Regions from separate parts of the Homo sapiens genome. Here regions 2, 3, 4 and 5 are each linked to region 1. The links are chromatin loops, found by intact Hi-C in ENCODE. Cell type or tissue: PC-3. All regions are shown on one strand. Links, peaks and the distances in the headings refer to the core of each region. The heading gives the core; the rest is flanking DNA. Region 1 overlaps LOC105374497 (a long non-coding RNA gene). Region 2 has its middle 540 kb from the start of LINC01794. Region 3 overlaps LOC105374506 (a long non-coding RNA gene). Region 4 has its middle 96 kb from the start of LINC01913. Region 5 has its middle 180 kb from the start of LINC01913.

What was found. A loop is a pair of places that touch in the nucleus more often than their neighbours do. Peaks named below come from ENCODE experiments on the same cell type or tissue, not always from the same donor. Only the 100,000 strongest peaks of a DNase experiment are listed, where the experiment ranks them.
Region 2: it touches region 1 in a loop (5-fold over the local background); 3 of 110 quality-filtered maps call a loop at or near these places.
Region 3: it touches region 1 in a loop (11-fold over the local background); 3 of 110 quality-filtered maps call a loop at or near these places.
Region 4: it touches region 1 in a loop (4-fold over the local background); 3 of 110 quality-filtered maps call a loop at or near these places.
Region 5: a loop joins it to region 1, with 7 times the contacts of the local background. A loop is called at or near these places in 2 of 110 quality-filtered maps.

The regions. Positions count from the first base shown.
Region 1 is chr2:40,953,056-40,959,440 of GRCh38, reverse strand. All of the region lies in intron 1 of LOC105374497 (a long non-coding RNA gene), which reads left to right. Among named protein-coding and RNA genes, the nearest start is that of LINC01794, 210 kb to the right of the region's middle. In PC-3, for the core only: a CTCF peak has its summit at 3,640; a DNase peak (open chromatin) is centred at 1,670; H3K27ac peaks cover 2,481 bases.
Region 2 is chr2:41,280,305-41,286,689 of GRCh38, reverse strand. No RefSeq gene overlaps it. Among named protein-coding and RNA genes, the nearest start is that of LINC01794, 540 kb to the right of the region's middle. In PC-3, for the core only: a CTCF peak has its summit at 3,407 (motif pointing right); no DNase peak of the experiment used is centred there.
Region 3 is chr2:41,406,924-41,413,308 of GRCh38, reverse strand. It overlaps LOC105374506 (a long non-coding RNA gene), which reads left to right. Exons shown (of 4, transcript XR_939997.3): 4 at 1-780. Among named protein-coding and RNA genes, the nearest start is that of LINC01913, 470 kb to the left of the region's middle. In PC-3, for the core only: a CTCF peak has its summit at 3,060 (motif pointing right); no DNase peak of the experiment used is centred there.
Region 4 is chr2:41,778,820-41,785,204 of GRCh38, reverse strand. No RefSeq gene overlaps it. Among named protein-coding and RNA genes, the nearest start is that of LINC01913, 96 kb to the left of the region's middle. In PC-3, for the core only: a CTCF peak has its summit at 2,441 (motif pointing right); a DNase peak (open chromatin) is centred at 2,454; H3K27me3 peaks cover 744 bases.
Region 5 is chr2:41,696,369-41,702,753 of GRCh38, reverse strand. No RefSeq gene overlaps it. Among named protein-coding and RNA genes, the nearest start is that of LINC01913, 180 kb to the left of the region's middle. In PC-3, for the core only: CTCF peaks have their summits at 3,539 and 3,754 (motif pointing right); no DNase peak of the experiment used is centred there; H3K27me3 peaks cover 1,954 bases.

The sequences.
Region 1 (6,385 bases), core at 970-5,969:
AAAAATACCTATACCATAAACAGATTATCTATTGTATTTGTAGTGCGAATATTTGCCTCGACAGTTTGGTGCACACCTGAGCCCAATATACTAGACTACACTTGTCCCTTCCTTATGGAGGTTCTAAATCAAATGCCTTCTCACATTTTATAAGCCATTTGAGAATCATGTTCTTATTAAACATTCTCTGTCTATCATGCTCACTCTGTTTTCCAGCCCTATAATATTCAGACAGTAGCTCTCATATGATGCATACCGTTCAGGGAAAGAGAGTCATGTCCTCACTTAAATATGTCAAAAGTTGCTGTTGATCAAGATTTAACAACACGAGTTTTCTGTGTGTAGAAAACCAATTTGGTAACTACGTAGTAAATCTTGACTAAGAACATCAGTGGAAATTATAGTTAAAGAAATGAGTTATTTATTTTAGTTTGTGTAAGACTTAACAAATTATTAGTTTATCCACTTTTGGAAAAGGGAATGGGAATTCCAAAGAAATATAATCTTTCCTGTGAGATAGTATTAAAAGAGCTGTGAAAATGGATTATGTAGGCAATGCTCATTTCTCACCATTTTTATGAGAATTTTGTATTAGTTTTAATAATTGATAGTTACAAATTAGAGGTAAGGGCATCTAAAATGCCAGGGAGATATTGAATTAACTAACTTTTGCCTTTCTATGTTCTCCAGGGACAACATATTTCAATATGAAACTAAATTAAATGTGAGTTCAAGAGTGGTTTAGATGTGTCAGGAAGATACAATTCTACAGAAAAAGTTGCAAAAATTTAAAAATTTATTAAAAAGATTACAAAAATTACAATGGTTACCTGACGATCTTAAAAAGCATATGGGCTTATTGTTTCACATTTTGTAACATAATCTATTACAAAATAAATTATTCTTCGAGAAAAATTATCTTGAAATGGTAATATTCATATTATAAATTAATAATACAACTGAGTTTGAATAACCATTCAAAACGACTGCAGAATAGCTTTTCTTTAAGTCTCAAAAACTTCATCTGTAAGTGAATCTCACATTCTAGTGCTGCAAAAGTGGTGAAAGATTTTATTTAATTATAGCAGTCTTTCTTTGCCAATCCATGATGGCTTAGCCTAAAAAAGAACTCCTAGGACATGGGTGTAATATTGAATCTAAATAAAGTGTCAAAAAAGCCATACATTGTTATTTAAATAGTGCTGCGATATAACTCTCTTCACAGTGTTTCCTCTTAAGGCAGGAATCACATCTCATACTTCTTGGGTTTCTTTTTTTTCCCTGGAGGCTTATGTGCTCTAAAGACTTCAATATATTGACCAGTATGTGAAATATGAGAACCATATATTAATAAAATGCTTGAACTGAGCTAAAAATGGAAATCGAGTACTAGTAATCTCTAGCTATCTTCCCAGTGTTCTATCTCAACACGCTCCATTCAACCTGCAAGAGGAATGATACGGTTTGGATCTGTGTTGCTGCCCAAATCTCATGTCGAATTGTAATCCCCAATGTTGGAGGAGGGGTTTGGGGGAAGGTGATTGGATCATGGGGACGAATTTCCCCCTTGCTGTTCTTGTGATAGTGAGTGACTTCTCTTGAGATCCGGTTGTTTAGAAGCATGTAGCACCTCCCCCTTCTCTCTCTTCCTCTTGCTCTGGTCACGTAAGATGTGTCAGCTTCCCCTTCCTCCATGATTCAGTTTCCTGAGGCTTCCCAACCGTGCTTCCTGTACAGCCTGCGGAACTGAGAGCCAGTTAAAGCTTTTTTTTTTTTTTTTTTTTAGATGGAGTCTCGCTCTCTGGTCAGGCTGGAGTGGCGCAATCTCAGCTCACTGCAACCTCCGTCCCAGGGTTCAAGTGATTCTTCTGCCTCAGCCTCCTGAGTAGCTGGGACTACAGGCCTCCACTACCACGCCTGGCTAATTTTTTTTGTTTTTAGTAGAGATGGGGTTTCACCATGTTGGTCAGGATGGTCTCGATCTCTTGACCTTGTGATCCACCTGCCTTGGCCTCCCAAAGTGCTGGGATTACAGGCATGAGCCACTGCGCCCGGCCAAAGCTCTTTTCTTTATAAATTACCAAGTCTCAGGTATTTCTTTATAGAGTATGAGAACAGACTAATACAAGGCAACGTGAACTGATTACAGTTCTTGTTTCAAATATTTATGCATTTATTACTCATTTGGCCTGAAAAACAAACAACTTTCTATCTCATTTTCTCTTGCTAAATGTCGAGTTAGCTAGAGCATAATTTCTAGAACCTTGCCAGAACCCTTCAGTTTTTAATAAAAAATGAAAACTTAGAGCTTCCATAGCACATCTGCATAGCTAATGCATCGCATATTATTAAAACCATGTTTGCATAGCTCTCTTCCTTGATTTTAAGCTACTGTGAATTTCAGCTGTTTGACTATAAAGTACCTAATTGTATTTTTTTTCTTTCTTTCTTTTCTTTTCTTTTTTTTCTTTTTTTTTAAGACAAGGTCTTTCTCTGTTACCCTGGCTAGAGTTCATTGTGATAACCCAGCTTACTGAAGCCTCTACCTCCTAGACTCAAGCAATCCTCCCACCTCAGCCTTCTGAGTAGCTGGGACTACAGTTGCGTGTCACCACACCTGGCTAATTTAAAAACATTTTGCTGTTGTTGAGACAGGATCTCGCTATGTTGCCCAGGTTGGTCTCAAGCTCGTGGGATCAAATAATGCTCCCATCTTGGTTTCCCAAAGTGCTTAGATTATAAGTGTGAGCCACCTGGCCCCTAGTTGTATTTTTCTCCATATTTATACTTTCTGGGGCTCATTGAACATCAAGAACTTCTAAATTTATATCATTCACCTAATTGTGAATTGTTTCAGTCATTACTTCCTCAAATAGTTTTTCTGGTCCATTTACTATCTTCTCTTCTTCAGGGCCTCCATTTACACATATATTTGGCATTTACATATTGTCCAACAAGTCCTTAACATCCTATACATTAAAACAAATTTTCTGTTTTTTTAAGATTGGAAATTTATTTTTCATTTTGTAAACTATGTTTATCGAGTCTGTCATCTATATTCTTCTAGTAAACCATTCAGTGAATTTTAAATAACACATATTGTATGATTTTATTTCTAGATTTTTTTATGTAGCTATTGTTAATAGATTCTAGTTCTCTATTGACATTTCTGATCTTTTTATTTATGATGTGTATGTTAGCTCTTACCACCCTGAAAGGGTTTAGACTAACTATTTAAAATCTAAAGCCTTTTTTGATCATTCCAACATCTGGGTCATCTCATAGTTGGCCTTTGTTGATTGCATTTCACCCTGAAAATGCGTTACCTTCTCCTGTTTTATATATGTCAAATAATTTTTATTTTTGTATCCTGCATTTTGCTAATGTAGTACCATAGAGACTTTGAATTAGTTTATATTATTCCAAAGTGCTGCTTTTTTTTTTTTGGTATTAGCATGCAATTAATTTTACTGGACTCCACATGTGAAATCTTATTTTGAATTTTTTTTCTCCTTTAGAAAGGTTGTTTGCTACCTGTCCCACACATGTACAGTCAGACCTCACTCAGTCAGAGACTTAAGTAGAAATATGCCCATAATTAGAGCTCCCCTTGCTGGTTACTCAAGATTCACAGTACTTAAGATTCAAACTGAAGAATCAATTCTCAGATGACTTAATTGACACTTTGGCAACACAAAACTTAAGTCTCTTTTAATATATTGAGATTTACTAGATCAAAATCAATTTTTATCAAAGTTGTCAAATATATAATTGAATAAAGCAAAAGACTGCATTTCCATTTTGGAGAAAAAATTCATCCATTCTTCTTATTCCCATAACCTTCTTTCATCTTTCATTCATCTTTCAGTCTCAAAAGTTGAGTCTACCTCCTCTTTCAATGCTGTTACATGTACCACTTATATGTCCTTTGTCTCTGTCCCTTATCTCAACATTTTTCTCTCTCTGTTCTTTCCCTTTAATCCTTTGTTTTCAACTTAGCAGAGTGGGTTCATACATAAGTGATCTCTACTAGCTGTTACCGTTTTATCTCCACTGACTTTGTCCTTAGCCTCTAAAATCTGACTTTCCTCCCCAGTAATTTTCTACTCAAAAGACCTAATTATTAAAGCCAAAAATATGTTGAAAAACAATGCTTCAACCCTTCTACTATGCCTTCTGGTCACATTCTTCACAGCTATTTACAGTACATGAATCATCTTTTTTATCCTTCTTACTCGACCCAACTCTCTCTGCAGCTCTCTGCAATTCTCTCATTGGTGATAATAACCCATAACCAATTAAATCAGTCTTTAAAATGTCAGTAGTTATGTCTGAAATATTCTATGAAATTCCAGATTTAAAAGAGGGAAGTCTAGGAGTTGAAGGCTATAGTGAGCCATAATCATGCCACTGGTTTCCTGCATAGGTGACAAAGCAAGACCCTATCTCTAAAAAATAAAAAAGGAAATTAAAGAGGAAAGTCAGATTTTTCAAGGAAATAACTAAGAAGCAATTAAATTTAAATAGGAAAGAAGGCAAATAAAGAAAAACTTGCTAGTTAAATCCAGAACCCTGTGTCAGCTTCCATTGCCCCACATGGGCACAATAAACTTGCCTGTGGTTTACCAGTCAAGGTGATTTTTCTAGAGCTTCATGTTCTTGTAGCCCGTGTTAAGAAAACTTCTTTAAAAAAGTTTTTATGTGCAGCACCACAGACTTCTGACAATTGTAATACTCCTTTCCTATACCCACAGTAGAGGAAGCACGTGAGTTTTAGAAAGGAAAATGATGATTTACAAGTCTTGTAGCCAAAGTTGAAATACTCATCCACAAAGTTCATAGAAATGTGGACTGGGTCGAAGCTCAATAAAACATGAGATGGAGACTTCAACATTGACAACACTGAGAGTCTTTGTTGAGAGTTGCATAATAAATGAGCTCTTCCAGTAAATTTTAGAACACCTACCCAACTCTTTTTAATTTTTTTCTTTGAAATAGAATCTCACTCTGTCACTCAAGTTGGACTGTAGTGGCACAGTCACAGCTTACTGCAGCCTCAACCTCCCTGGCTCAAGCAATCCTCCTAGCTCAGCCTCTGGAGTAGCTGGGATCACAGGTGTGTGCCACCATGCCCGGCTAGTTTTTTGTATTTTTTTTTTTTTTTTTTTTCAGAGAGAGAGTTTTGTCGTATTGCCAAGGCTGGTCTCAAACTCAAAGACTCAAACTATCCTCCTGTCTCGACCTCCCAAAGTGCTGGGATTACAGGCATGAGCCATTGGCCCTAGCTGCTTTTAATATTTTTATAACTGAGAGAATTGCTCTGAGAAACCCAGTGCGTATCACTACTCGATGGACAGGCCTCACAGACTTCCTTCAAAAAAAGGTATCACCAACCTGTAGGACGTGAGTCAATTAGATAGATCAAGTAGTCATGTTTACTTCAAACTTTTCTTAGTGAAAACAAGTTGCTATCATCTTTAGTAGGTCAATCTTATTGTTTCGTTCAAGTCTTATGTGTCCGTACAAACTTTTATCTGCTTCTTGAATGAATATTTGAGAATATTTTTTCTCTCTTACTGTGGATTTTAAATCTGTTTAGTTGTGTTAATATGTGCTTCATATATTATGAAACTGCTTTATTGTAAGTATTCAAGTACAGATTTTAAAGTCCTCCCGTTGAGTATTCATGTTATTATCATATAATGAACCTCCTTTATACTGCCTCTTCCTTTTGCCTTAATACATTTTATTATATCAACTTCATTTTTGATTGATTTTTTTCTAGTATATCTCTTTGTAACCCCTTATTTTCAACTTGGTCATAATTAGTTTATTTCTAATTTTTGAAATATCTATGACTCTTTTTGATTTCTAAAAGCTGTTAGGTTTCGCAATAGTTAATTTTACGTGCCAGGTTGGATAGGCCATGGTACCAGTCTTTGGTCAGACACCAGCCTTGATATTGCTGTGCAGCTATTTTTGAAAAGTAATTGACACTCAAATTAGTAGACTTTGAGTACAACGGGTTACTTTCCATAATGTGTGTGGGCCTCATCCTATCAGTTGAAGGTTTTAAGAACAACAACAATAAAAAACTAGTCCCCCAAGGAAGCTTCCAGACTGTTTTCTCACTCAAACTGCAACATTGACTCTTCCCTGGGTCTCCAGCCTGCCAGGCTGCCCTGCAAATTTCAGACTTGCCAGGCCCCACAATTGTGCAAAACAATATCTTATAGTAAACTTTCTCTCTCTCAATAGAAAGATTGATACTTTTAGCAGAGAGATCTAGATATATATAGAAATAGGTATATTGATATAGATAGATGTAATATTTATATCTATGTACATCTATAGCTATGTACACATACACATGCATTCTGTAGCT
Region 2 (6,385 bases), core at 600-5,599, 330 kb before region 1:
CTTTTGTATCTTGTTTAGCCCAGTCTTACATGTATCATGAGGTATTTATTCATCTACATTTCTTTTTTCCTCTCTCAATTCTTCATAAGCTCTGCTTCTAGCACCCCACAGCAGTATATGCTTCTTTATCCTATATCTTTGGACTTAGCCCTATGAGTTGCTTTGGCAGAAGCAGAGGTGGAATAGAGGCAGAAGTGACATTGTGTCAATTATGAGCTGAAGGTTTAAGAGGCATTGTGTGTTTCCATTTGTCCCTCCTTCCCCTTGAACTTCTGCTATTTATCGTGAGAGAAGCAAGTCATGGATAGTTACTGGTCTCAAAATGAGTGACATGTCAAGCAGAACTAAATCTAACTGGCAGCCTGGAGTTATTTTTGCCAACTAAAAAACCCATGGTCAAGAAAAATAGATGTTTGCTCTTGTAAGGTACTGAGATTTTCTTGTTACTTGTTATGTAGCATTATTACAGCAAAAACTTGGGTGATACATATCACTTCCCTCAAAAGACTGGTGCTGCCCTTGCTTGTCATAAAATTTGGTAGATTTAATCATACATGTCCTAATAGGTAGCTAAAATTCATAGTTACCTACTGTAACAGTTTAGACACACTCAATCTTTCCCAGGGCTCAAAGGCACAGTAGATATCATATTTCTAATGAATAATAATTCTCTGCTGTGGAGAGGATGGCCTTATCCAGAAGTATAGAATTAATGCACTGAATTTCACCTACTGCAGTCTCCTAAGCACTCCATTTGGCATCCTTATCTACCTCCCATACCCTCAAGGATATTATACCATATGGATCAAGTGACAGTGATGCTTGAAGGTTTTGGAGCACTCAGAATTGCTAATTGTTTGTGTAAACAATGTGCTAATTATTTAATTTAACTAGGTCTAATAGCATAAATTACCACCATTAAATTGCCTTGTCTCTAGAAATTCTGGAATAACTGAAAGAATAAAAGTGCTAATATGTTATTAGCTGAATTAGGATTTGAACTTAAAATACCACAAACAAATTAATGAGTTTTTTGTTAGAAAAAAAATACTTTTTTACATGTTTATACAGTTATTTAATTTTTAGATTTTTAATTAAAAAATGACAAAAATTATACATATTTATGATGTACCACATGATGATTTGATATTTGTATACATTGTGAAATGGCTAAATCAAGCTAATTAATTAACATGTGCATTACTTCCCATTATAGGATTACTTGACTAACATGGCATTAACTTTGAGTTCATGTATTTTCTAGAAGCCATTGGAAACTGGTTTTAAATGTGTCTTTTTTTCTAATGCTTCACTAGAAGAACAGAGCATACACTTAGCGTATCTTTATATAAAAGAAAATTCTCTAGTTTCTAAATGTTAAGTGTCATTTTTTGGACATTAAAAACAAATCAATTGACTCCTGGCTCTGTTTTGGAAACAGAAAGTTGGAAAGAGCTTTGCTGTCATTATAACAATGATAATAACAAAAGTTACATGTTCTACAAATGTGTAGCCTATCTTGAATCTAATAAAGAGGTTTTAGAGCAAAAATATCTCCAGAAATTTAAAGAAAAATAATCACCTCCAAGAAGAAGTAGAGAAATCAACACTGGCTTGAAGCAGAGCATGGGAGGAAGATCAATCTGACAGAGAAGTAATTAAGAGTATTTCAGCTAGCATTTTAAATTAATTTCTAAAGCTAAATGTGGGCTATAATAAACTATAGAACCCTTGCGATACACACACACAAAGGAAGTTTGCATCCACTTGCGGGGAAGGCTCTGCTCCACAGACCTCACCATGTGCTCAAAAGATTGGAGACAGGGTGGGAGAATGCAGAAGGTACACCTTAGTGGCGAGACCTTGATGAGGAGAACCAGCCACCCCAGGGTCCCTATCTTCTTTATGGGGAAAATGAAACAACTCTTCCTCCTCTGAAAAAAGAAAAAAAAGGAAGCTGCCCAGCAAAGGACAGACAAGCCTATCTAAATCCCTCAGTTTACAAATGAAGACTCATTACAGCAGGGGAAAAAGAAAATGAAAGGCAATATCTTCCAGTCTTTGGGAGAGGTAGAAAAAAATCTAATGGTCTAGCCATTCAAGATTTCTACCAATGAAGCAGGGGCAGTAATACCTATCTAGCACAAGCTCTGCAAAACACAAAAGGCATAGTTTGGTTATCATGACGAGCAGGAGAAGGAACATCCCTGAAACTCAGGGACACAGGTGTGCCAGAATCCAAGGCTGCACCAGGACAACAAAAAATAACCCCCACTCACAACCAGCAGGATGCAAGTTTTATGTATTAAATACAGTGATATACCTCTGGGTGGCAGGGAGGGGGAGAGAGAGAGAGAGAGAGAGACCAACTGACTCTAAGGCACAAATTCAAAGAAAAAAACCTTGTTATAGAACAGAATCCCTGCAGTCAGCATGATGGAAAATTACAGGAATTTTAAGATTTGGCTTATTAAGGATAATCATAGAAATGACAAAACCCAAACATAGTTCAACTCTTGAATAGACAGATTCAAACTCCTGCAATGAAGATGTAGTAGAAGAGAAAGCTCACCTATTTCTAGTCATATGTCCTATTTACTTCAGTTTATTCTATCCTAAAATGCTGCTTGTTAACCAAAAAATAATAAAACACCTGAAAAAGCAAGGGAAAAAACCCCTTTGTCCAGTGACCAATATATCAACAGAATCAGAATCAAATATGATCCAGCCATTAAAACTCTCAGGAAATAAGAATGTAGTAAAAAGGATGATGTACAAATGTACATGATTATATGAGGAATTTGAGCAGAAAGGTAGAATGTATAAGAAAAAATAAAATGAAATCGATGTAGAGGCCAAGGGAAAATTTCTCCTTTGCCCTCTGAAGGTTTGCTGAAAATCACTGAGAAGAAGCATATTAATAGGAGAAGAGGCATACAAATTTATTTGATCATAGTTTTGTGTGACACACAAGCCTTCAAAATGAAGAGCCAAAGATATAAGGGAAACTGCATTTTTATGCTTAGGTTCAACAAAGTATAGACAGCCGTGTAGAAATATGATTGGTCAAAAAGGCTATGATCTAATGCTAATAGAATGAGTGGGGTCCCAGCAAGTCCTGTCTGCATAGATTCTCCTGGTCTCTCCGAGCAGCATTCCTTCCTTCTGAGTATGGAACAGGACCCTTTCTGGAATGGGGATCTTATGACCTACAGTTAAACCACTTAGGCCAGATAATTTCTTAATGGCCAGTTTTTACACAGAAAGGCAGGGGGAAAGTTAGAGTAATATTTTTAGGTGTTATGGCTTACTTTGGAGAAAAGGAGTTCTGGCTTCTATGACCTGCTATGGGATTCTAGTTTCTATGGGAAGCATAGGGGAGAATGAAGGGCCAGCATAGGGGACAATGAAGGACACAAGAGGGCGGGAGAAGCTCAGAGAAAACCTTTTGCTTCTCAGGCTGCTTCTGTCGACTGCATTTGAGGGTATCATATTTGGAACCCCAACACTAGAAAAAGGAAATCAAGACAATAGAAATAAATAATACTTTGGTGTGCTCATCAGTAGACTCAATTTAGCTGACAAAAAAGTATTGAATTTGAAAGAAGTTCAATAGAAATGTTCTAATGAAACCTTAAAAAAAAAAACAGTAGCAAAGAACCCAGATTAGAGCATCTAAGAGCTATGGGATAATATCAAATGTTTTAAAATAAATGTGTTTGGAATCTCAGAAGGAGAAGAAAGAACAGAGAAAAAAAATATTTTAAAAGAATAGTGATTTACAACTCTCCAAAATAATAAAATACATTATACCATAGATCTAAAACTATAGGAAAAAAAAGTAATACCAAAAGTTGTTTGTCAAAGATTTAAACAAAGATAAACCTCTATCTCCACTAAAAAAGATGGAGGAGGGAACCATATTAGCAATATCAGGAATGATAGAAATAATCTAAATGAAGACCCACACACATTAAAAGAATAAGGATAAAATGTATTAAAAACTTTAGGCCCACAAAATTAAATGAATGAACATATTCCTTAAGAGACATAACTTTCAAACCTCAGTCAATAAGAAATGGTGAACTCAAATAATCCTAATCAATTAAATAAATTAAATTTTAGTTAAAGTCTTTTTTTATCCAAATTAACTCTAGCTTCACTGTTTAATTACTATATACATATATATATATTTATTATATATATTTATTTATTTACTTAAGACTGGAGGCTGTTGGTCTTTATTAACTGTTGGAAATGTTTCCTTCTGAATCATTCTGCACAGTTTTGGTGGGGAGCATGGGGCCATGCAATGCCCCTCCACTGGTGCCCACCTGTGCCCTGCACGCTGGGCCTGCACTTCAGTAATTTCACTTGGCCCCCACCTGATCCCCAATGTACAGTAGAGGAAGCTGAGGTTCACGTGCAACAACTTTAATTGAATATGTTCCTGAAGTTCTGTACACAACACTGAAGTTACCTTAGAGTCATGATTTGTGTAAGTGTTCTTTCATTTTACAGAACATAAAAGTTATAGTGTATAACTTTTTTCCTATGATAAATAATCCTAAATTAAGTATCTGTATACATAAGTCTCTTTGTATACTTTGGAATATTCTTTCTTTCTTTTGGGGTGGAGTTTCGCTCTTGTTGCCCAGGCTAGAGTGCAATGGCAAGATCTCAACTCACTGCAACCTCCGCCTCCTGGGTTCAAGTGATTCTCCTGCCTCAGCCTCCCAAGTAGCTGGGATTACAGGCATGCACCACCACGGCCGGCTAATTTTGTATATATATATATTTTTAGTAGAGACGGAGTTTCTCCATGTTAATCAGGCTGATCTCGAACTCCAAACCTCAGGTGATCTGCCCGCCTCGACCTCCCAGAGTGCCAGGATTACAGGCGTGAGCCACTGCACCCGGCCCTTATGTTGGAACATTCTTAACATAAAGTCCCAGAACTAAAAATACTTTGTCAAAGATTGAGCATTTTCAATTCCCTTGCTGTATTTTGCTGAAATGTCCAGAAAGGCTGGATAATTTCACATTCCTGGGGCAGGCAGGAGAGGGCCATCCGGTTTTGGATCATAATCCCAAAACACACAATCCCAAATGCCATAATCTTGAATGTTGAAATCCCTATAGATCAAAATTGCTAATGTCTAAATTCCTAAAGTCTAAAATCCCTAACACTTCTATAACCACAGCTATAAGACTGAGTACACACAATTACCAACCACAGTGATACGCATTTATACCCTTCTCTTCTGACCTATTTTTAAAATAATTTCAACTTTTATTTTAGTTTAAGGGAATATATATGCATGTTTTTGTTACACGTTATTACCCTAAACATTTAAGAAAGAAAAAATACCAAGTCTACATGAAATATTCCAGAAAATATAAAAGGCAAATATTTCCCAACAAATTTTACAAGCCAATATTATTAAATAAAATCAGACTAGCATAAGAAAACTAGAGATCAATATACCTCATGAACGTATCCCTCAGAAAATCCTCAACAACATATTCCTAGGTTTAATATGGAATGAATACAATCCTCTCTTTAGCCATTTAAAAAATATACATTACTATTAATGATAGTCACCATGCTGTGCAGTGGATAACCAGAACTTACTCCTCCTCTCCAAGTGAAACTTTGTACCCTTTGACGAACATCTCCCTTTCCCCATCTACTCCCCCTACCCCCAGCCTCTGGGAACCACCATTCTACTCTCTACTGAGGCGATAAGGTCTCTCTCTTTCAGGGCGTACTTGGCAGCTTTCAGGTAATTTATCCAACACCTGAGCTAAAAATTTGAATCCCTGACCGTATGCTTTTCTTTGCTCACTTTGTCCAGTGACATTATGACCAACCAGTCCATCTCATTAACGTTTCGAATTATCAGATGCTACACAGTCACCCACATCCTTGCTTCTTATAAGTAATTGATTCATAATTTGTCATTGTTGAGTGTTCAATAGTGACATTAGGGATATCTCTTGCCAGATGAGGTATCAGTGCTCTCTTTACTACTGGGAATAGAATTATTAGTGTCTTTAAATTTAATCAGATTACAGAGACAATTCTAGAAACCCCACAATCAATTCAGAAAACCCAACCTTAATATTCTGTTCTTCTAGAACTACTATTGATTCCACAATCTGTATTAGTCAGGGGTCTCCAGAGATATCGAACTAATAGGACTTGTGTGTATATAGAAAAAGATTTATTATGAAGAATTGGCTCACACAATTATGGAGGCTAATAAGTCCCAAGAACTGCAATAGAAAGGTGGGAACCCAGAAAAGCCAATAGTAGAGTTCCAGTTTGAGTCCAAGAGCCTCAGAAGCAGAAGAGCTGATGGTGTAGTTCCAGACTGGCAGG
Region 3 (6,385 bases), core at 748-5,747, 450 kb before region 1:
ATGTCATTCATGGCATTTTTGTGGGATCTACCTAAAACAGAAAATACTATTTTAGAACAGCTGGTTTCTGGGTCAACTTTGGAGACTCAATTTCAGTAATTTTCCAATTTAATAAAACAGTTGGAATATGTTTATATTGATTTTAAAATGACAAAGCAAATGAGAAAAGGTATAATTTAATAGATCCAAGAACTATTGATGAGGAAAATTACTAGTAGCTAGTTCCAACTGCCATCGATTGACACTGAAATGAAGAAAAGAGATGTACACGTATTTGTGAACACCCCATTTTCATGTCAACCAAAGGATTATCAACTTTTCATCTTCAAAATAGATTTCATAGTATACTTTTCATGTGTAACTATATATAAGGTTAATGGCTCTATCTTTTGTGAACCACAACCTATTTGTCCAGCTCCTGCTTTGAGCTTGATGTTTTAATCTTCACAAATATTTGAGGAAGATATAATTATGTCCATAATTATAGCAAAGTGCTAGGTGCAGGCTAGCACTTTGTGTACAGTGGCATAATTACAAAAATCACATCCAGATCTGTCTTTAACCATGCTTCTTTTACCCTGCTATCTTTAAATATAAAAAGCAGTGATTACAATTGTAAAATAACAGGAGTAGAAATAATATGTTGTATTCAGTGGGAAGGAATTGCCCTTTGTTAAGGCAATAATTATAGGACAGTAATTCTCTAACTGAAATAATATACAGATTTTAAGAAAAAACTTATGAAATTCCAATGTTAATTTAAATTTTTTATAACATTATAAAAGCACAAAGATAAAACTAGGTATGTTTCTTATGTTTATGGTTTTTATGCCACTTAAAACCAAATTAATTAATACTTATAAATTAAGTATTAACAGCATTACAAACCAATAACATCTAGTTTAGAAACACTAGCTAGGCCTGGCGCAGTGGCTCACGCCTGTAATCCCAGTACTGCGGGAGGCAGCGCATCATGAGGTCAGGAGATCGAGACCATCCTGGCCAACATGGTGAAACCCCCTGTCTACTAAAAATACAAAAAAAGCAACTGGGCATGGTGGCGCACATCTGTAGTCCCAGCTACTTGGGAGGCTGAGGCAGGAGAATCACTTGGACCCTGGAGGCGGAGGTCGCAGTGAGCTGAGATCGCGCCACTGCACTCCAGCCTGTCAAAACAGCGAGACTCCGTCTCAAAACAAAAACAAAAACATACTAGATAATGTGCTAGATTTATTTTGTGAAAATAAAGTTGCTCTCTGCAATGAGAATATGATATTGACTTCTAACGGTTCTGTTCTTTTATATTCAGGGTACTTACATGTTTTGGGTTGACTCAGTTGTCTTGCCTCTTTGTGTTATTTGAAGTTTTGTGAGACTTTTATTGTGTATACTCCTTTAGTCTGTTTCGTGCTGCTATAGCAGAGTATCCAAGACTGGGTAATTTATAATGAATAGGAATGTATTGTCACCCAGTTCTGGAGGCTGGAAAGTTCAATATCAAGGTTCTGGCATCTTAGGAGGGCATTCTTGCTGCATCAACACATGGCAGGTGAAAGGGAAAGAGAGAGGGAGAGAGAGAGAAAAGATAGAGATCTATTATTTAGTTCCTAATTTGGAGCATTTGGTTCTATTATTTTATCCCACCACAATACACTCATTTATTCCATTGTTTTCAATATTTTTACTTATAGTATTTGTTCATATTAGGTTTTAGTGATTTATTACATAACAAAGGATAATAGCAGTTTTATTCAGTCCTGAGCCAAGTAATGTACTATGCTAATATTTATATCTTTTTATTGTGGTTGTTTTTTTTTTTTTTTGAGATGGAATCTCGCTCTGTTGCCCAGGCTGGAGTGCAGTGGCACGATCTCGGCTCACTGCAAGCTCCGCCTCCAGGGTTCATGCCATTCTCCTGCCTCAGCCTCCCGAGTAGCTGGGACTACAAGCGCCAGCCATCACGCCAGGCTAATTTTTTGTATTTTTAGTAGAGACGGGGTTTCACCATGTTAGTCAGGATGGTCTCTATCTGCTGACCTTGCGATTCACCTGCCTCGGCCTCCCAAAGTGCTGGGATTACAGGCGTGAGCCACCGCGCCCGGCCTAATCTTTGTATCTTAAATAATTTTCTGTTTTTCCTGGATTTAATACTGTCTTTTTATACTTGATTTCATCTTCCTTTATTTGCTTATCAGTAATTCTTCCCAGTCTCTCCAACAGAATATTATTTTTTAAATGGCCATGTAAATAATCAATTAGTTCAATTTTTTGTGAAAACATTCCTTCTGGAGCACCCCATCTTCCCACGTCAATCTGGTCTGCTTGCCTGCTAGCCTCTGCACATTGATCCTACATGTTTTTTTTGTTTTTTTTTTGCCTCTGTCTCCTGAGCTGATGAAGCACATCCTTCAGTAGCTTTCTGAGAAAGGACACATAGAACTTTACTGATCTGAAAATACTTTTATCCTAATCTTAAACCAGTTGATGGTTGCCTGGATTTAATTCTCAATTGAACAGAATGTTTTTTTCTGAATTTGAAATCATTTTTACAGACTTCTATTGTTTAGGTTTTCTGTTGAGATGTCTTTACAGCTTTATAAATAATCTGCCTTAACTCCTTACCTCAGTCCTCCATCTTTCCAATCTTTTATGTGCAGTTTTAAAAATTCTTTGTCATTTTCTGAAATGTTCTAATATCCTCTTTTCAATAGAACATATTCTTATTAAACACAATGTCTTAACGTTATTCTCCCTTAGCATATTAACAGCATCTGTGTTGAAATTTTATTTTGGTTTTTGTGCTATTTTTGTTGGTTTAAATATCTTCAATGTTGAAAACTTCTTAAGTGTCTAATGCCCTTGGTGGTTTATTCATAATCAAGAGAGAAGCACTAATTTGCTAAATAGTGGGTTTCACTATAGATCAGGGTATCTCAATCTTAGTTTCTCAAGATTGAGAAATTGTATTAATATTGACAGTCAATATTTTCAGCAATATTAACATCTTGGGCTGAATAATAGTTTGTTGTCTATACTCTGCATTATTGGAAGTTTCACAGCATTCCTGGCCTCTATCCACTAGATGCCAGTAGCACCCCTCCCAGTTATGACAACCAAGAATGTCTCCAGATATTGCCAAATGTTTTCTATAGGACCGCATCGCTGCAACTGAGAATTATTGCTATGCAGTGATGAAGTAGGGACCTTGTCATTTTGCCCACCTGGCCATTTTTTGGGGTGATGTCCAAATGGTAGCTTTTGTAATTGTATTATTCAGGATTCTCCATAGAAATCGAACCACTAGGCTGTGTGTGTGCATGTGTGTCTGTGTGTTTGAGGCAGAGAGAGAGAGAGAGAGAGATTGAGATTGAGATTTAGGAAATGGGTTCACGTAATTGTGACATCTGGCAAGTTCAAAATCTGCAGGGTAAACCAGTAGGCTAGAGACCCAGGGAAGAGGTGATACTGCAGTTTGAATCTAAAGGCTGTCTGCTGGTAGAATTCTCTTTTCATTAAAAGAGGTCAGTAATTTTTTATTTAGGCCATTAGCTGATTAGATGATGCCCATGCATATTATGGAGAGAAGTCTGCTTTACTCGAGGTCTACTGACTTAAGTGTTAATCTAATCTAAAGAAAACTTTTACGAAAATATCTGGAATAATATTTAATCAAATATCTGGTATTGTGGCCTAGACAAAATGGTCACATAAAATTAACCAGCCTTTCAGTTTTTTCAAGGAAAATCCTCCAGTCTCCTCCTAGGGGCAGCATACGCTTGACTGTGAAAATTCTTGGAGTCAGTGGTGGGAGGTACAGTTTTCGGCAGTTTCCCTTTCTCCCTAAGGCAGGTCTATGTCTTCCTTCCTCTTTATTGTGCCTGATGTGCCTATGTCTGGAACTCAGGTTCTCCATATCCTGAGAATGATCCTCCAATTTACTGCAAGGGTAGAGGATGGATAATCATTTGGATGTGGAGGAGACTTAGTATTCTAAATTCTCTTTATGTAAACATTCAATAAATCCCTCTCTTTTCAGTTCCACACCTTTCCTCAGTGTCTGCAGTGATCAGCACCTCCAGTATGAGCCTGTTGTAGCTCATACTTGGACATAGGTCTTGATAATGCCTCCATCTGCTTCCTTGTTTGAGACACCTTCTCTTCACCCCATTGGTGAGAAAGAGTTTCCTATCCTAAGATTGTGGAGATGGCTGAATACATGCCATCCAATACCAGACAGATGAGCTCTATAGCAGTTTACTTGTTGTATATGCGTAGCCCAGGGTTGTTGACACTGAGTCACACTGGACCACACAGGGGTTGCACTTGGGAATAGAGTGAACAGGCAATGGATTGGGAGTTAGACTTTCTCATAACAAGAGAGTGCAGTGACCAATGGTTCACTTTTGTCTTATTTGAATAATTCTCTGAGGGCTGGTAGCAAACTGAAGCCCCACTACTCAGAGATAAGCAGGCATTCTGCCTGGTTGCCATGATAAAGAGAATAGTTTGACTACAGGACCTTACCTGAGGAAGCAGCGTGGAAACAGGGACTTGCAGTTAGGCCATTTGAGGTCCTCTTGATTTTACCAGATGCCAAGACAGCATATAATATTAATGTAAGGCCTTACATCACATCACATTCCCATCTTCTCTTAGTTGGCTGATTTTTTTATTGACTGTCACTTCTAGTGGCTTCCTTGTTCTTGTGGGTCATGCATATTTTACTTCTTAATTCTCATTTTAATGGGATTTCGGAGGGAAAATCCCTATGTCTAATCTAACATGTATAATAGTATATCCTATCTCTTTTTCATATTAATAAGAAATAAAAGTGTCTTTATTTGCAGATGACATAATAGTCTACATAGAAAATACTATAGAATATATTCAAAAGCTACTAGAACTAGTGAATTTAGCAAAGTTGCAAGATATGAGATTAATATACAAAATTCAATTGTATTTCTATCCAATAGCAAAAAATGATCAGAAATAAAATTAAAAGCTACAACTGCATGAAAATGATGAAATGCTTATTTCAAATGAGAAAAATTAAAGACTAAATAAGGGAGACATATGACTTGTCCATGGGTTGAAAGAATTAATATTGTTAATGTGTTGATTTCCCTCAAATTCATCAGTAGATTGAATGTAATCCCAATAAAAATTCCAGCAAAACTTAGCAATCTCATTCTAAAATGCAAATGGAAATGCAAATACTTAGAATCACCCAAATAACTTTGAAAAAAGAGCAAAATTGGAGGACTTGCACTACCTGACTCGGAGACTTATTATAAACTACACCAATCAAGATGGCGTGATATTAGTGTCAAGACAGAAAAATAGGTCAACAGCAAAGAACTGAGAATTCAGAAATAGACTCGGCCATACATGGTCTAATCTTTCTACAGAGATTCCAACGTAATTCAATGGAAAAAGGATGACATTTTCAAGAAATTGTGAAATAATTGTGTACTGTCTGCAGAAAAATCCAAACCTAACCAAATAACACAACAAAAACAGTAACAAAATCCCTCCAAAAGCATTTCAATCTACATGTCATACTATATATAAAAATTAACTCAAAATGAACCATAAACCTAAATTACAAACATAAAATGGCAAACAGAAAAGCACAGGAAATATGTTCAGTTAGAAAAAAAATTCCTTAGATACACCACCAAATGCATAAACCAAAAAAGAAAAATTTGATAAACTGGGTTTCATCAGAGTTAAGAACATCTGCTCCTTGAAATATACTTTTAACAGAACGAAAAGGCAAGCCACAGATTTGGAAAAAAATGTTTAAAAATTACATATCTGATAGAGAACTTACATTCAGAACAATACAGAACTTTCAAAATTCAATAATAAAAACGAAACAAACCAATTTGAAAAATTGACTAAAGATTTGGGTACTTGACCAAAAGAGATTATAGTTGATGAAAACAACTATAGAGGGCTGAAAGGACTTTGTATTTTGGTTTGAGTGCCAGCTTAGTTGCAGCAGAATAGAATACCGGTAAATTTATAAGGCTTTTGACTCCAGTCCCTGGCTTTCAGATAGGATCTTCAGACCCACCTGGGACTTGGGCGAACTTGCTACCCTAAAGGGAAGGGCACAAAACCTGGATTGATTTGCTAACCACTGATCATAGAGACCTAGGACCTTTTCCATGACATGATTATTATGCATTACATGCCTGTATCAAAACATTTCATATACCCCATAAATACATACACCTACTATGTACCCACAAAAATTAAAAATTAAAAAAGGATTTCATGTTTACACTGCATAGTTTAGACAGCTCAAGAAACTGGCCACATGAATATAGTAATAGATGTATATCTGTGTGTTCATTGTTTCTTTTATTAAGAAAAGTAT
Region 4 (6,385 bases), core at 549-5,548, 830 kb before region 1:
ATAATGGTCCAATTTTGACCAGTGGAGAAGGCAACACCTTAAGGAGCAGCATGGTACAGGGAGGAAAGCTCTGGGCTGGGAGTCAGAACATTTGGACTGTGCTCCTCAGCAGATGGGTTACTGTAGGCAAGTCACTCCATCTCTCTGGTCTTAGTATGTTTATTGTAAAATGAGTGGGATAGGCTAGATGATGTCCCTCGACTGTTCCAGATCAAATAATGAGATTTCATACAGCATTTATAGATACATGCTTTGAAAACAATACTGCCCAACCTGTTATTTATTTATTTATTTATTTTTTAAAAGAATGTCCAGAAAAGGGAAATCAGAGGCTGATCCTCTGCTGGTGAAATGACATGTGATTCTACATTTCCTCTAGACTGCTGACTTAAATTCATTGTGATTGATGCATAGTTTCTGCAGAACGGAAAGGCCATCTCTGAGATCAGCCTCTGAGTGCTTCCTCATTGGTGGGTCCTAGCAAGTGACTCAGTGGTTTCTCCAATCACCAGCGGGCAAGGAGGAGGTGGCGAAGGTAGGCATTAGGCCAGGCCAGGCGGGCAGCAGGAAATGGTTGGAATTGTTGACACTTGCACCAACTCTTTGTTAAGCCTGTGGGACACTGCCCCTTGCATACTGTGTGACACCGCCCCTTGTGTACACTCGGCCAGTTTCTACCCTGCTCTGTGCTGTCCTGGAGGGTCTACTCCCAGAGAGTGTGTCACTCCAGGCTTCCCTGGCAGCCTGGGTGGTGGAGGAGAGGGAGGTCAGGGCACTTGTCACTGCTGCCTCTCTGCTTTGGCCCCTTGTCACATCCAGGACTAGGGTTTTTTCACAACTTCTGCCCTCACTACACTCTGGTAATGCTACTATCGCTGAGCCCTTCATCTCTAGGGAAATTAATGGCTTCCTGTTGGGTGCCTGTTCATTCTTTTATCCTGTCTACATTTCTATGGTTAGTCCCATACAGGGTGAGTTCTGTTTCTTGCCACATTTCTAACTGTTAAAACATCCAAACAGGGCATGAAAAGCAACAAGGAGTTAAGATTATATTTATCTGTGGTTGTCAACCATGGCTCCATATTAGAATCCCTTAGAGACCTTTAAAAATCCTGTGTTTGGGCTCAATTCCTACAAATTCAGATTTGATCAGTCTAGAGCAGGGCCTATGATTGGGATTGATGGTTACAATTTTTAAATTTTATTTATTTACTTATTTTTTGAAACAGAATCTCACTGTGTTGCCCAGGCTGGAGTGCAGTGGTGCAATCACAGCTCACTGCAGCCTCAAACACCTGGGCTCCAGGATCCTCCTGCCTCAGCCTCCTGAGTAGCTGGGACTACAGGTGGGAGCCACCACATCCAGCTAACTTTTTAATTTTCTGCAGAGACAGGGTCTCGCTATGTTGTTTAGGCTAGTCTCAAACTCCTGACCTCAAGAGATCCTCTCTCCTTGGCCTCCCAAAGTATTGGGATTACAGGTATGAGCTACTGCACCTCTGATTGATATATTTTAAAAGATGTTAATGTGTAGCCTGAGTTTGAAACAATCAGTACCTCTGATTAGTATTGATTGTTGGGGCTGGGGGAAATTCATCTTTTTCCTTTTCTTGGTGGCAAAGGCCCCCTCTTTTTTTCTTTTAAAATTTTTACTAGAGAGAGTTTGATATATACACAAAAGTAGGTTGAGTAGAGCAATGAACCTGCATGTACCCATCACTCAGATTCAACAGTTGTTAATTCAGAACTTCAACTGACTGTGATGTCCAACTTCAGATGACTGATGGCTGACTGGTGTCAGGCATGGCCTGTCAATCTGTAATGCAGCTTGTAAGAACACCCACAGATACAGGATGGATCTGGTGAGCGGTATTTGAAATCTTAAAGCAAGGAGTTTCTTATGGCAGGAGTGGACTCAGTTTACACTTTACCAGTTATATGGGGAAGTTTAATGGCATTGCACTATTAAACCATGCCAAAGATGACTTTCGAAGATTCTGATCTCAAATGTTGCTTGGTTTGACTTGTCTCTTAATGTAGATCTGGATGCTAGCTTCAGAGCCTCTTGGTAGGACATTTCTAGAAAGTAGAACGGTATTGTTGATGAAAAAAAGTGGCCTCAGTCCAAAGACAGATTTCCTTTTCTATAAAATGAGGAGGGAAAATTCCATGAGTGCCTAATGTTCTTTCTGGCAATGATACCAGAAAGTGAGTCTATGAACCTAAGAGAGTGAAAAATGTCAATAATCTTGAATGGTGTTGGTTGGGTTGGGGAAAAATTTGAAACAAACTTGCCACAGGTCAAGTGGCTTTCATGAAATTGACTTAATTACTTATCACTACTAAATGAAAATTGAATCTTTTCCTAAGACTGAATATCAAACACATGTGCCGAATTCCGGTTAGAAAAGTATGATTGTCATTTTTAGTGTTACCACTAGATGGCAGGGGTGCCCCACAGTGTTGGTAAAAACCACCCTGCATTTTCAGGTAAGGAGGATCTGAAGGAGAAATATACAACTTGCTTAATAATTTTTAAGTAATCATGTATAGGTTCAGCCATGGTTTGGGGAGGTAAGGTAGTGGGGTTTGGAGTGAAGATAATTTTTAAAGTAACATTGGGATTTTTCAGGAGGATGGCCTGACAGATGTCTAACCGTTTAGAAGTAAACCAGTGGCCCCACCTTCTGTTCTAACAAAGGGGGTACAGGTCGTGTGGTGTGTACTGGGGTAGGTTGACCCAGTGTGGACTTTACTGTCTCCTTGGAGAAGATGACAAATGGTGGCAATGGCTCGGAGGCAAGAAGGTCAATCCCTTGTGACAATGTCTAGTTGTTTTGAAAAGTAGGCTACAGGGCTCTTGATATTTTTTAAGTCATTAACATCCCTAAACTCATTTCTTGTGTCTTGTGTATGAACAAGTCAAACAGTTTTCTTAGGTTAGGGACTCTCAACGCTGGAGTTGTTAATATATATATTTTTAATGGTTAGAAAGATCTTTTGACATTTTCCAGTCTACTCCAGGGGTTCAGTATCTTTTTTTTGGTGGCAGGGGGTGGTTTTATAGAGAAGTTTTGCTGTAAGGCCAAAATTGGGAATCTAAATATGGGCAAAATCCAGTCATACTTAAAAACCCTCACAGTGTCACCATGTCACCGTGTTGTGGGTCTGGCCACAATGAAAAGAGCTTTTCTCCATCTTGAAGTAGATTTTTTTCTGTGCCTGAGAAAGTTTAAGTCTAAGATACCTAACTGAAGGGTTTTGAGATCTGGGTCTTTTCTTGGATACCTTACATCTGCATCTAGTCAGCTGTAGTATTCTGGTCAGAGTTTCTGTTGTTTACTAATATGTCCTCAACACACTGTAACAAAATCTCATTTTTAAATTGACTTCTTGAAGGTCTTTAACAAGTATTTTTCTCAAAATGATTGGTGAGTTTTTAAAGCCTCGGGGAAGTATTGTGTAGCAATACTGTTTAGCTTGTGTGTCAAGGTCTTATTATTTACAGGCAAATAGTTCTTGGGATTCTGGACTCGAGGAATATACAAGAAGGCACCTTTTTAGGTGTTAAGACTGAAAACCAGCAAAACTCACTGATGAGAGTTGTGAGTAGTGTGTGAGGATTGGGGACTGCCAGATGGATGTCTTTGAGGGTTTGGTTAATGGCCCTTAAATCCTGTATAAACATATATTCCTTAGTTTTCAGTTTTTGTACTGGTAAGATGGTCAATGAGACCTCCAAAGAGGCCTACAAATCAGGAGAAGAAAAGGGGGTGCTGGTTGCACACAGAAAGCTCACCAGAGATGTCTCCAGAGACCAGAAACTGTTTTTCTGCTGCAGGCAAGGTTCTGCGTTGAAGGTCGACACCACCCTGCCAATAGGGCAGCCCCTGGGGATAGCTCTTAGTTCAGGAGAAACAAGTGGCTGCCTGGGCTGTCTCTGGGTCTGCCCTAAAGGCAAGGGGGCCCAGAGATGTAGGCAAATGCCCAGAAGGCATGTGGTTCCTGGCTGACTCGCCACAGATTGCTGCAGCCTCAAATCCATTTTGTCAAAGGATTCTGGGCAAGAGGTTTTTTTTTTTTTTTTTTTTTGGAGTCTTGCTCTGTTGCTCAGACTGGAGTGCAGTGACGCAATCTCAGCTCACTGCAACCTTCACCTGCCAGGTCCAAGCAATTCTCCTGCCTCAGCCTCCTGAGTAGCTGGGACTACAGGTGTGTGCCACAATGCCTGGCTAATTTTTGTATTTTTAGTAGAGATGAAGGTTCACCACGTTGACCAGACTGGTCTTGAACTCCTGACCTCAACTGATCTGCCTGCTTGGCCTTGCAAAGTGCTGGGCAGGAGTTTTTAAGGGGATCATGGAGGGTGAGAGTCTGGAAAATTTGAGGTCATCGATTGGTCAGAGTAAGGAGGGTGAAATCATTATTATTATTTTTTTTAACGAGCTGGCTTTTTGCTGGGCCCTTCGGATCAGCTGGCATGGGTAGTTTTGTGGGTATGCAGAGCCTAATGGAGAAACTCAGTGGAAAGCTTATTATCTCACAACGTCTTAGGTTTCATCTGTAGAACAGAAAGAGAACAGTCTTGTGACAAGGGCTACACATCCCGGGGTAGTAAGCAGTGACAAGCCACAGGTGGGCCGAAGTGCATACTGGCTTCATGATAACTGTGGGTTGTGTTACAAGCCTAGTTGAATTTTATTTTGTATTTTATCCATTGATTTTATAAAATTTTCTTGGGGACAGTTTCAGAACTTTCTATCCCAGCAGAAAGGAATTTAATAAGCTTTGACGAAGTCTCCCTTGAAGATGCTTAGATGAATGACTTTCTTTTCCAGAGGTAGACACAGGCACTGTCTATTGTCAAGGCTGTGAACTGTGCTCCTAGTATTGCTTTAAGTAGAATTTCTTCTCCTTTCTGCATGAATTGCTGTTGACACTGTTGCAGCATCTTTGTAGCTGAGGGTCACCCATTGGAGAGTCTTGTCTCCGAGTAGAACGATACCTAAACCATCCAGGTGAAAGCTGCCTGGAATTAAGTAGAAAAAAGCCCACTAGCAACAGCCTTGTTTAAATGGTTGCTATCTTGCCTCTGCAGGAAGCCAAGCAGCGTTTAAAAAATGCAAAGTCAGCTAAGTTGGTGCAGTACAGAGAACTGATTATGAAAGCTTCACTATTCCATTCTGTCTCTTTAAATGAAATGATTTTCAAAACCTAAAAGTTTAGATGCCAAAGGAGAGGGAAGAAAGCCAAAGCTAAAGGGGGAAAAAATCACATTCCAAAAACAGGGGCTAATTTTACAACAAAAGGAAAAAATCAACTTTGAACTGCTTCAGTGGGCACAGAGGGAAAGTTGCTGCAGATCTGGGCTTCAGGGCTAGCCTGCAAAACATCCAGAGGACCCTAGTCACTGAACAGGAGCCTGCCAACCAAGGTGGGTTTAAGGTCCTCTCAGTTTGTTATAAACAACCTTTTTCCTGAGGATTCTAGGCCCCAGATTTGCATTTTCTTAGAGGACTTACTTTAGAAAACTTAATGTAAATTCTTTCTCTGCTCCTTTGAGATGTAACTCTTGTCCCTGCTGCCAGTTTTATAAGCCAGTAATTTGCTTCTAATTACTTATTTGCTCAATCCAGATGTCTTTTTCTGGGACTGATGATACCATCCCTTTGCTATATAGTCATCAAGAAAGATAGTGCCCCATCTCCCAGTCTTGGTGGGAACATAGGAGACTAACTATGATAAGTGTCAGTTAACAAACTCAGATTAATCTCATCACTAACCTGCTTCAAGCCCCTCCCATACATTTGCATGAATTCACCCCAGTACTCAACACCTCTCCTGCCTTTTGTTTCAGCAGTTGAGGTCATCGTTCTCCTTCTTGCAATAGTCTTGAATAAAGTCTTCCTTGCCTTTTAAACACTGGTGCAACTTTGCTTTGACTCTGCTCATTCCAAGTCCTTTCTCTGGGATCTGGAATCAGGACACCTCTGTGGAGCCACCTTTTCTCCCTAGATGGAACTTCCCTGGGAGATGCCCCACCAGCTTCTCTTCTAGGCTGAAAGAACCCACTTCCCACTTCTGTTCCCTCCCTCTTCCATCTGTTTCCCTGGAAATGCTCATACCAGTGCTTCCTTAGGAGAGATGACACAGGGAAAGTGAGGGAAAGGGCTACTCCAGCCCATCTCTTGCTGTTCCTTGGGTCTGATCTCTATTTCCATAAGCTTCTTTCCATTTTGTATTTTTCTTTTAAATATATATTTTAAATTCTTGGGCAGGGAACAAATTAGGAATGCTATGCATAGATGAGAGGGAGAACATCTCTTAAACAGATACCTTGGGATCCCTTGAGTAAGTGGCTCAATGGCTTTACTTTGAGAAATGT
Region 5 (6,385 bases), core at 907-5,906, 740 kb before region 1:
TTGCAGATGTAATTAAGGTGAGGTCATACCATAGCAGGGTGGCCCCTAATCCAAAATGACTGGCATCCTTCTAAAAAGGAGAAATTTGGACAGAGAGACACACACAGGGAGGGATAACATGTGAAGAAGAAGGTGGAGGTTGGGACGATGCTTCTACAAGCCAGGAAATGCCAAAGATTGCCAGCAAACTACTGGAAGCTAGGAGAGGGCCATGGAACGGATTCTTTCCCACAGCCCCCAGAAGGAACAACCTATGCCGACACCTTGATTTGGACTTCAGGGTTGTGATACAGTTCTGTTGTTTTAGCTACCTAGCTTGTGGTACTTGTTACTGCAGCTTTAGGAAGCGAATACACTGGGCTTATAAAATGAGCAAATTCATCAGCAAAGGGGGATTTTCTACATCTGTGGACTCCTTTTACCCTTTCTTTTGCTTTGTGTGCTATCACAGCTCTTACTCAGCTATTGCCCCTACCACAGTACCTCATCTTTCCTTTCCTTTTAGAGAAATTGTATAAAAACTATGGTATCCAGAAAGGATAACTATTTGATAGATTAATCTGGCTTCGACAGGCAATGATTTACTAAATGACTGTTGAATATGCTTAGAATGTCCAACTCTGGCAAATTTGAGAAATTTCAGGTTGCATGGATATATTTTCTATAATCCTAGAAGTAAAGGCCAACATTGTCTAAAAAATGGTGGACATTTTAGCATAGTCGATAAAGACTATTAACCAGAATGGAGGACACTTTATGTTATGAGTAGATGAATGTGTTTTATTCTATGAATAATGAGAGCTAAAAATAACTGCAAGAAAGGAGTGGCATGATCAGTTAAGAACTTTATTTAAAAATAATTACACATTTACAGGAAGATGTAAGGAAATGCACAAGGAGGTGTCATGCACTCTTTACCCAACCTTTCTTAATGTGAACATGTTGCATAACTGTAGTATGTAAAAAACAGGAAATTAACTTTGATATAATCCATAGGGCTTATTTAGATCTGGCAGGTAAATATATGCACTCATTTATATCATGTGTATGTGTGTGTGCAGCTTCGTGCAATTCTCTTTTTCTTTTTTATATAATTTTTTTGTAGAGATAGGGTCTTGCTATGTTGCCCAGGCTGGTCTTGAACTCCTGGCCTCAAGCCATCCTCCTAACATGACCTCTCAAAGTGCTGGGATTACAGGCGTGAGCCACTGTGCCTGGACTCCATGCAATTTTCTTATATGTGTAGTATCATATAACCACTATCATAATCAGGTTATGTAACTCTTTCGTCACCACAAGACTCGCTTGTGTTACCCTCTTATAGCTACACCCATTTCCTGCCCCATCCTTAACCCCTGTCAACCACTAATGGTTCTTTACCTCTATAATTAGGTCATTTCAAAAATGTTACATAAATGGAATCATGCAGTATATATTCTTTGACAGTGGCATTTTCCACTTAGCATAACTTCCTTGAGGCTCATCCAGGTTGTTGTGTGGATCAAGAGTTCATTCCTTTTTATTGCTGAGTTGTATTTCATGGCACGGATGCTCTACAGTTTAACCAGTCACATATTGAAGGGCATTTGGGTAGTTTTTGGCTATTACAAATAAAGTTATGACATCCATGTGCAAATTTCTTTGTGAAAATGCATTTTCATTACTCTGGGACGTATGCTCAAGAGTTCAATTGCTGGGTTGTATGGTAAGTCTATTTTTAGTTTTAAAAGAAAATGCCAAACTATTTTCCAGAGTGGTTCTACCATTTTACATTCTCACCTGTGATTCGGTTTCTCTACATCCTCTCCTGAACTTGATGTTACCAATTTTTTCTTAATTTTAGTCATTCTGATAGGTGTAGTTATATCTCATGGTAGTCTTAATTTGCATTTTTCTGATGGCAAATGGTGTTAAACACCTTTTCATGTGCTTCTTTGCCATCTGTGTATCTTCTTCTCTGCAATGCCTGTGAATGTCCTTTGGCCGTTTTTAGGTTGGATTGTTTGTTTTTATAATTGTAAGCATTGAGAGTTATTTATATATTCTAGATACAAGCCCTCTGTCAGATGTGTGATTTGTGAATACTTTCTCCCAGTCTATGGTTTATCTTTTCATTCTCTTAACAGGGTCTTTTGCAGGGCAGAAGTTTTAAATTTTGATGAAGTCCAATTTAGCATACAGAATTTTGCTGTCAAGGATATGATCCGTTTTACATTTTTGCATGTGAAGGATGAAAAAGAGATCATTGAATATGGGGAAAAGTAGATAGTTGCAATACTATTTCAGCAGTCCATTTGGAAAGGGCTGAAGTGTCAGTATAGCTGGAGACAAAGGTAGTAGACCTGAGAGAACTTCGTGATCAATATCATACAGGAAGCATTGGGGTGTCAGGTGACATTTGGGGTTTGGATTTACACAATTGTGTGAATAGTCTTCCCATTAACTGGGGCCATTATATGAGAGAAGAGCATGTTTGGAAGTTGGGGCCAGGGTGGCCAAGACTTGAGATTAGACACAATGAGCTTCCGGTGCTTATGGGACATTCAGGGAGAAAATATTTAGTGTGCAGCTAGAGAGGTGGGTCTAGACCTCGGGTGAGTGTTCAGAACTGAGGATGCAGACCTGGGCATCATTGGCCCTCAGGTGTGCTTGAAGTCACGGAAGTAAACGAGACCTCCTGGGGATGAGGTATATATGTTTCAATTCTGCATGAGAAAGCAGAAGACAGGAGGTCGATGCAGTGAATGATGTAGACAATCTGAAAACTAGACAAAGGTTAAGAAATTCCATGTTACCTTCCCTTACTAAGAAACTGGAGATTTGGGCAAGTGAGAATCTTTCAGTGAATCATTCAGTGTCTTCCTTTGGAAAGTAGAATCAGGGAATGATTTAAATTTATTTATTATTGAGTTGTTGAACCTTATATATATGAGAGTCAAGTCACCAGATCGATCCCTGACTTTTACCTCCAGTATTCTGTAACCCATCTTTTTATTCCAAACTTACCCCAGAGGAATGGAGTTCATCATCATCTTTAGTTTGGAATGAGAGAAAATCATTTCAGTCTGCTGCATCTACATAATGCCTCATGAAGCGAATACAAGATAATGAAAAAGAAAAGTTAAAAACCGTAATAGCTAATGGAAATAGGTATTTGAAGATAGGAGCCTTTGAGTAACATGTAATATCTAAGCCTTTAATTTTTAAAATGCTCAAGCACAGTGATTTATTTTCATGCTGTGAGTGAATGAAAGTTAAAGACTGAAATTCTTTTAAAATGAAGGCTGCTTCCTGTGCTCTCGTCAAATAATGGCGCTATGTGCTCAAGCTGGAAGCCCTCCCCGCCCTTAGATACGCTCGCTGTGCTTGTAGGAAAAGAAAATATGTAGGGAGGAATGGACCCCACTGTATTTAAAAGGGATTTGGGGAGGTTTTGTTCTTAGAGTCATGGCCAAAAAGCCTTGAAGGTCCTGACAATGACAACTGGATTCACCGGTGCAGCAGATTTTCCCAGCCACCAGCTCATAGACTCCTCCTCGCTCCCCTCCCTCTCTGTTTTCCTCACACAGAGTTCCCTTGCACATGGATTCCCACTAGCCGTTTGCTGTCAGGCTAAAAAGAGTGTTTGGCTAGAAATAAAAATTTCTCTTGAGTATGACACCTTCCAAGGAGGAAAGGAGATGCTAAAATGTGGGCAATCTCTCAGGGTCTCCAGGTGGACAGGAGCTGGGGAAGCGGAGATGTGGGCTATGCCAGCAGGTGGCAGTGTGAGCACGCAGCAAGACAAACAGAGACCGTTCCCCCCTTCCCCGCGCCGACCCCCCATTCCTGGGGACCAGGACCTGCCGCTGGTTCTGCACATCTTCAAGGTAGATTTCCAGCGTCCTACCTCCCACATTTCAAGTCCTGGTCGAATGCCGTAAAAGCTTTTCCACTGGATAATTTATAGGAACATCCCTTTTCTCTCTTCTTGCCAGTGGCTTATTTTGAAAGGCTGAGTTCTTTGAATAAATGAGCAACCTACACAATATGAAGGGAAATAAAACGCTTTATAGCCGTTTGATGGCAAGTGTTTGTCTGCCTTAAGCACGCCAGTGGCAGAAAGATAAAATAAGGACAAGGTCGTGGTTTTGATCTCTGCTGAGCCCAATTAGCTTTGTTCTATAGTGTGCCCGAGGGCCTCACCTTAAATAAGTTTAACCACCTGGAAATGCTTGTTTTGCATATGGGGGTCAATGCTGAAGTACTGCTCACTCAATACCTAGAAATTCACTAGGGTTAAAAAAAGATTAGCTTCAGAGTCATGCAGACTTGAGTCCAAATCCCTGCTCTATCACTCACTAGCTGGGCAGCCTCGGGTAAGTTACTCTCTTGGAATCTTTCTTCCCATCCCTGTAGGTTCTGTGTGAAGGTGATAGACAATGTACATGAAATGCCAGGCACACAGCAAGTACTCAACCAAAGGTAGCTAGAAATAATCTAACATCCATTTACTGTTCCCATGACAATTCACCTGGATTCTTTGTACACCAAGGAGAATCTGGTTTTGTCCTTATGTTCCTTTGAAAGTACATTTAACTCTTTGCTTCAGTGGATCATCTAGTTTAGAACCTTATTCCTTATCTCCATGCTGGTCTCAGGCTGCAGAGAAGGGAGAGAGACAGAGGAGTGTTTGGGATAGAAAGAACAGCTTAAGTATACATTGTTCTCAAATCACTGCTTTTCATAGCCAAATAGAGATGACTTTTGAATGATCAGCTGTTCCCCTTGTCTGCCTCAGAACAATGGGAGATAGATAGGTGAAATGACTTTTCCAAGAGAAGATCCCCAAGAGTCCCTTCCCTTCATCATTCACACACATGGTTATTTAGATGGCACCCCCACCTTGTGATTGATTCCATGCTGCCCCATGAAGACCTGCACGGTGCCTCTCAAAGACCTGCACGCTGCCTCGTGAAGACCTGCACGGTGCCTCGTGAAGACCTGCACGCTGCCCCGTGAAGACCTGCAAGCTGCCCCGTGAAGATCTGCACGGTGCCCCGTGAAGACCTGGACGCCGCCCCGTGAAGACCTGCACGCCGCCCCGTGAAGACCTGCACGGTGCCCCGTGAAGACCTGCACGCTGCCTCGTGAAGACCTGCACGGTACCCCGTGAAGACCTGCACGCTGCCCCGTGAAGACCTGCACGCTGCCTCGTGAAGACCTGCACGGTGCCCCGTGAAGACCTGCACGCTGCCCCGTGAAGACCTGCACGGTGCCCCGTGAAGACCTGCACGCCGCCCCGTGAAGACCTGCACGCCGCCTCCTGAAGACCTGCACGGTGCCTCATGAAGACCTGCATGGTGCCTGATCTCCGTGGGTGGTTCCACCATCCTCCAAGTTTACAAGCCAGGTCCTGAGGAGCCACGCTTGACATCTCATTTCTCTCTGTGTTTTGCCCAAATATTGTCAGTTTTTTCTCCAAAACGTCTCTCAAATCTGTCTCATATTTTATTATTATCTGTATCAGCACTCTTTTGTCTGTGTTAACTGAATTTCTTCTGGATTTTTACAGGGACCTTCCATTTGGTATACCTGCATTCACTCTATCCCTTCCTTATTATCTTTTCCACTCTGAAATTAGAGTGAAGTTTTAGCCACGATGCTATCTGAAGGCAGGGCTGTTAATGTTTTTCTCTGTAAGTTTAGGAGCACTTTACCTTTACTAGCTATTTCTTATGCTGGACATGAGTTGGGGGAATAGGTCTTGCTATGCTGGCAACACACAGAAGAATCACTCTAGTGTCAAAAAGCTCACATTCAGCTGGGTGCGGTGGCTGACGCCTGTAATCCCAGCACTTTGGGAGGCCAAGGCAGGTGGATCACAAGGTCAGGAGTTCAAGACCAGCCGGGCCAACATGGTGAAACCCCATCTCTACTAAAAATACAAAAATTAGCCAAGTGTAGGGTGGGTGCCTGTAATCACAGCTACTTGGGAGGCCAAAGCAGGAGAATTGCTTGAACCCAGGAGGTGGAGGTTGCAGTGAGCCAAGATCACACCACTGCACTCCAGCCTTGGTGACAGAGCAAGACTCCATCTTGGCGGGGGGGTGTTGGGAAAAAGCTCACATTCCTGGAGAGATTTGGCCATATAAATAAAATGCTACAAAACAGTGTATCATATTGCTGGGTACAGAAGGAGGCCAGCAGGCCTAGCTGACTTGTAGGTAGAGGGAAAAGAGGCCTTCAGGAGGTCTGCATGGAAGCTTCTCCTTCATGGATATTTGTGAAGGGATCTGGGCTCCCTGCTTGGAGCAAAGGCCCTGTCATGGAATTTACAGTCTAGAGAGAAAGAAGGTCATTAAGTAAAAAACGTACAAATACCTAAACACATAAAGAATAATTA